2 separate regions of the Homo sapiens genome follow, and region 1 is linked to region 2. Evidence: read pairs that join two places in POLR2A ChIA-PET (ENCODE). Cell type or tissue: PC-9. All regions are shown on one strand. Links, peaks and the distances in the headings refer to the core of each region. The heading gives the core; the rest is flanking DNA.

Region 1 (2,896 bases), core at 295-2,794, 150 kb before region 2:
ACAGATTAGGCCACCGGGAATCTCTGGGACCATAAATTATCAGGTGGGGGTTGGGGAAGGGCAGCACACACCACTTTTACTCCAAAGGTCCCTGGTGCATCCTTGATCCTTGTGCCTTTAAGGCACTTGCTCGGGGAAATGCTTCATTCCTCACGCAAGGTGAACCCGTGGTTTGGGGACCTGTGTCCTCCTTTCCCTTCCAGAAGTTGTCTTGTCAGACCCCAGGCTCCTCTCATCCCACCCTGCCTGCCCCCAGGCTGCCTTTCTTAGCTCTGTGGTCCTGCTGCCTGCACGACCCTGGATCTGCTCAGCCTTTGCCGCAAACCTCAGGAACATCGGTGAGGACACTGACAGCTAGTACCCTCAGGCAGGTGTCCCTGCGCTTTCCTGCCAGCTCTTCTAACCAGCCTATTGTCCAACAAATGAGGTGATCCAAGCTGTCGTCCTCCCCAGAGGCCCCAGGCAGGCGAGCCAGTCTTCCCAGCCCTCTCCCCCTAGTACCTGGGAGATAATCTTACGGATGAGTCATGAGGGGAGGCCTCTTCCCAGGCTCTGAGCAAACTCCCCCGACCCCCCGGCACAGGCCTGCGGTGGACGCCCCTCCCCACGCCCTCGAGTCAGCAGAAAAGCAAGAACTCATCTCAGCGGCTTCATCAGACCCATCCTCCCTGCCCCCTCCACAGCTGGAGCAGGCCCAGGCCACCGGGAGGCGGGGCCCACGTTTTTACCCTGCTGTGTGCTCCGGGAAGGCAGAAGGCAAAACCTGGACCAGCCTCCGCCGCTGCCTCCCCATCACCCCACCAAGCTGGGAATAGAAGAAACATCTGTTTGGAGTCTAGAAGCTCCCTGAACTCAAACCTCGTGCTGGGGAAGCACAGCCCGGAATCGCTCTGGTTCTGGCTGCCAAGGGGAGCTGTGTTCCCTGCAGGCTGGGGCATGGGGCCACCACCCCATGGCCCGGGGCATCCCTCTCCCTGCCACAGCCTAGCCTGGTCTAGGGCAGAGGGTGACCAAGGTGACCAGGGCATAAGCGGGCATCACTGGACTTAGACAAGGAAGAATCCTGCAAGACAGTGTCGCCTCACCCTGGGGTGGGTGTGGGGGTGACCTCGCCGCTGGAGTGGGTGCTGGAGTGACCTTGCCGCTGGGGTGGGTGCTGGGGTATCCACCCCGATACCCTGACCCTGTGTCCTCTGACAGTCTGATTGACGGTTGCCACGTCTGGGCTTCGGCAGCTGGGCCCCATCCTCATGAGCTGCCCGCTCCCTGCACCACCCATTCCCCTTGGCTCCACCACACCATCGTCTGGATCCAGTTGCACAACACGCTCGTCCAGAGCTGTTTCTGCAATTAGGATGACAGCTAACCCCAAGCAGCCAAGACAGAAAGGCTTTTAAAGTATACAAGGAGTTCTTGTGACCCCAGGGGGCTGAGTCCAAGCGCGTCATCCAAGGCAACATAACAGGGCTGATACCGATATTCCAAAAACTCAGGCTAAGGAGCTCAGAGCCAGTCTCGATTCTGCCCTCGGAGAGAGAGTTGCTGCCCCAGAGAGGGGCAGCTATCTCAGGTCAAAGCGAGACTTACAATACCAAGTGCAGGTTACAAGACCCTCTGGCTCTGATTCTTTCCCTGGCCAGGCTCAGGGGCCGGGGTGGTGGGCCAGGGCCGGGGCTGGGGCCGGGGCCAGGTGGTTGGTGGTTGGGCTGGGAAAGGAATGAGGAAGGCAGGTGAGGCCTGGGGTGAGGCTCCTTTAACCCAACAAGCCCATGAGGACCACTTTTTTTTTTTTTTTAGAGATGGCGTCTCACTCTGCCACCCAGGCTGGAGTACAGTGGTGCGATCTCAGCTCACTGCAACCTCTTTCTCTTGGGTTCTAACAATTCTCCTGCCTCAGCCTCCTGAGTAGCTGGGACTCCAGGCGCCTGCCACCATGCCTGGCTAATTTTTTGTATTTTAGTAGAGACAGGGTTTCGCCGTGTTGCCCAAGCTGGTCTCGAACTCCTGAGCTCAGGCAATCCACCCGCCTTGGCCTCCCAAAGTGCTAGGATTACAGGTGGGAGCCACCGTGCCCGGCCAAGGACCACTCTTAAATGTGGGCACTGAGGACTCAGACCAGAAACAAACAAGGTCGGTTGTAGACCGACGTCAGAGGCTGACAACACAAGGCACAAAGGCAGGGAGAGAATAACAAACGCGCCCTCCAGAAGACTCGGCTTTGGGGACGGCCTTACTTCTCTCTGAGCTTCAGAGAGCTTAGCATTGGGCAGCCCCGAACACCACTCATCTGTGCCCTGCTCCCTGCCCTGGGGGCCAGGATGAACCACAGCCCTGGCCCTCTGTCTTCAGATTGGGTTCAGTCACCATGAGGCCCTGGCGTGAGGCAGGAGGGGAATGAGGTTGGGACACTTATCCACAGCTCCCTCCCTGCCAGGTCGCAGCGAGCTGACTGCAACCATTTGCCCAAAGCGCAGCTCTTATCAGACAGTCCTCCGCACCCAGGCCACGGGCTGAGATCCGCCACACTGCTGTTATCCCGAGGCTGCTGCATGAGGCCTGACCCACGACCTCATTCCTGCCCACGCCTTTGTAAAGGGTCCCTTTATTAAACTCTCCTCGCCCAGTTCTTGACTGTGCCCCCGTCCGCCGCTGGAGCCCTGGCAGACAGACCTGACTTTGCCAACTCTCCTGAGGCCCTCGGCCAAAAACCAAATCCCGAACTGGCTTTCCAGGTGCCTCCTGACCCCAGAGCCACCCCCAAATCTTCACCCTAGAGGTGGGACCTAAGAAGCTAGGCAATTTCACAATAAATGCCAGAACACCATTTCGGGAAGGAAAATCTTATTGGAAGCAAAAATCTCCTTTTAAGTGGCCCAGGTCATATCCAGTTCCTTGC
Region 2 (2,851 bases), core at 1-2,500:
ATGCCCCGGGACAGGAAGAAGAGCCAAGAATACTGGGCGAGCAGGCACAAGACCACGGTGAGTTCCAGAAATCACCCATAGGGCCAGGGACCCGAGGGTTTGTCGGAGGAGCCAAGGGGACCTCATGACACAGGACCCCAGAGTAGGGAGAGGGGATCGGGGCTACAGACACCTCTCCACTCCAGGTTCCCAAAGTCAAACGTGTGTCCCCTGCAGCCACCACCTGCCCCCCTGCCCAGGGGAGCCCTTTTCCTGGGTCCCACCATTGCTAACCAGGCCAGTTCCCCAAGACAGCAGCTGTTACCCCCAGCCCCACCCCCAGCAGAGTCGGGCAGAAATGAAGCTGGTGCGGCAGTGAGAGGTAGGAGAGAGGGGGCCTCCTGTTAAGAAAGTCCACTGGCTTGGCCAGGCATGGTGGCTCACGCCTGTAATCCCAGCACTTTAGGAGGCCGAGGTGGGTGGATCACCTGAGGCTGGGAGTTCGAGACCAGCCTGGCCCACATGGTGAAACCCTGTCTCTACTAAAAAATACAAAAATTAGCTGGGCGTGGTGGCACGCGCCTGGTATCCCAGCTACTCTGGAGGCTGAGACAGGAGAATTGCTTGAACTCGGGAGGCAGAGTTTGCAGTGAGTCGAGATCACGCCATTGCACTCCAGCCTGGGCAACAAGAGCGAAATTCTGTCTCAAAAAAAAAAAAAAAAAGTCCACCAGCTCTGCCCTGTGCAGACTCAGGCTGGAGACTGGAGACTGTGCTCTCACCTTCTCTCCCAGCCCTCAGTGCAATCCCTGATCCAGTCACAGCCAGGAATGGAGCAGAATTGTCCCCACGCAGCTCTGACGGGGCTGAATCAGGGAGGAAGCAGGTGGGGAAGGGGCCTCAGGGGCCTGGACAGGGGCATGGACACGTACCCGGGGGGAGATGAAGGAGCTAGAGAGGCCAGCTCCTGACCACAGCAAGATACCGAAGCTCATGGTAGCCTTGCGGCTATGTCGGTCGCCCAGGTAGCCAAACACAGGTGCAGACAGCAGCAGGCAGCTAACGAAGACTGAAGGAGACACACAGGGGCAGCCTGGATCCCCCCACGACCGTGGCAGGGCAGATGGCCCAGCAGGCCCAGGGAAGGAGCCTGACTCAGATGCCACAAGCTGGCATCTTGGCAGTGGGCCCAGGGTATGAGGAAGAAAAGATAAGGTGAACCTCACAGTGCGTGGCCAACATGCAGCCGCAGCCCAGAGTGTGGAGGCCTCAATCTGGCCCCAAACCCAAAGCCCAGCTCTGCCGCTTGCTCTGAGTGTCACCCCAACACTGGAGAGGTCACCATCCTCTCCCAGGATGGTGAAGGTGAGATGGGAACTGAATGCGGAGCGTCAGGCATGGAGCAGATGCCAGTTTCCCGGCTTTACAAACACACATGACCCCCGTGAGCCTGGATATGGGGACAGGTCTGATTTTTCATTCATGCACCTACTGGGGCAACGGGGAGCAGGGAAAGAGGGAAGTCAGCCTGGGCCTACTCTGAGCAGCAGATGAGGACGCTTTAGAATGAGCACACTGGGCCGGGCGCGGTGGCTCACGCCTGTAATCCCAGCACTTTGGGAGGCTGAGGCGGGCAGATTGCCTGAGCTCAGGAGTTTAAGACCAGCCTGGGCAACATAGTGAAACCCCATCTCTACTAAAAAAAAAAATACAAAAAAATTAGCCAGGTGTGATGGTGGGCATCTGTACTCCCAGCTACTCGAGAGGATGAGGCACAAGAATCGTTTGAACCTGGGAGGCGGAGGTTGCAGTGAGCCGGGATCACGCCACTGCACTCCAGCCTGGGCGACAGAGCAAGACTTGGTCTCAAAAAAAAAAAAGAATAAGCATATTGACTGTGAACTAGTGATGATTCCAGGAAGCCAGGAAAAAGTTGGTTTTCCTACATAGGTAAAATGTTCCCTGGACACAGCTGCATTTATACTTTTATTTTACTTTTTGAGACAAAGTCTCGCTCTGTCACCCAGGCTGGAGTGCAGTGGTTCAATCTCAGCTCCCTGCAGCCTCTGCCTCCTGGCCTCAAGCCATCCTCCCATCTCAGCCTCCAGAGTAGTTGAGACTACAGGCAAGTACCACCACACCTGGCTAATTTTTGTAGTTTTTGCACAGACGGGGTTTCACCATCTTGTGCAGGCTGGTCTCGAACTCCTGGGCTCAAGGGATCCGCCCACCTCGGCCTCCTAAAGTGCTGGGGTTACAGGCGTGGGCCACTGTGCCCGGCCCACTGTCCATTTTTCTATTGGGCTGTTGTTTGTTAATATGTTTTGGAAATAAGTTCCCATAGTCTTTTATATTTGTTTTAAGAATTAGAAACGCAACTTCTGGGACTAAGTTGGCTGGGTTTAAATCCTGGCTCACCACTTTCTAGCTATGTGACCTTTGGTAGATTCCTTAACTCTTCGTGTTCCCCTTTCATCAACAGTGCTATTCCCTTGTTTGGTTACTGAGAGAATTAAGTAAAATAAAGCACATAAAAGTTATCTGCATAGCTTCATGTAAATGTCCAATAAATGTTATCTATTATTATTACTGATTGCATAATTTCAATCACCATCATACGGAAGTGTTTAGCTTTGTAGTCAAATTTATTAACCTTCTGGAGGGGCAAGTGTTATTTCATATCTTGTTTATGCATATCTTCTTTATCCAAAAGTTATAAAACTATTTCCCAGCTGGACGCGGTGGCTCACGCCTGTAATCCCAGCACTTTGGGAAGCCAAGGCCGGTGGATCACCCGAGGTCAGGAGTTCGAGACCAGCCGGGCCAACATGGTAAAATCCCATCTCTACTAAAAATACAGAAGTTAGCTGAG

Evidence for each region. Peaks named below come from ENCODE experiments on the same cell type or tissue, not always from the same donor. Only the 100,000 strongest peaks of a DNase experiment are listed, where the experiment ranks them.
Region 1: POLR2A ChIA-PET joins it to region 2 with 17 read pairs; 2 of 35 experiments call an interaction of 5 or more read pairs at or near these places.

Annotation. Positions count from the first base shown.
Region 1 is chr17:4,597,724-4,600,619 of GRCh38, reverse strand. The region is part of intron 7 of SMTNL2 (smoothelin like 2); the gene reads right to left. Among named protein-coding and RNA genes, the nearest start is that of LINC01996, 11 kb to the left of the region's middle. RefSeq lists enhancers at 1-156, 157-1,049, 1,050-1,942. In PC-9, for the core only: no CTCF peak of the experiment used is centred there; no DNase peak of the experiment used is centred there; H3K27me3 peaks cover 2,127 bases.
Region 2 is chr17:4,443,229-4,446,079 of GRCh38, reverse strand. SPNS3 (SPNS lysolipid transporter 3, sphingosine-1-phosphate (putative)) reads right to left here. Exons shown (of 12, transcript NM_182538.5): 3 at 912-1,048; 4 at 1-32. Among named protein-coding and RNA genes, the nearest start is that of SPNS3, 11 kb to the right of the region's middle. In PC-9, for the core only: no CTCF peak of the experiment used is centred there; a DNase peak (open chromatin) is centred at 1,159.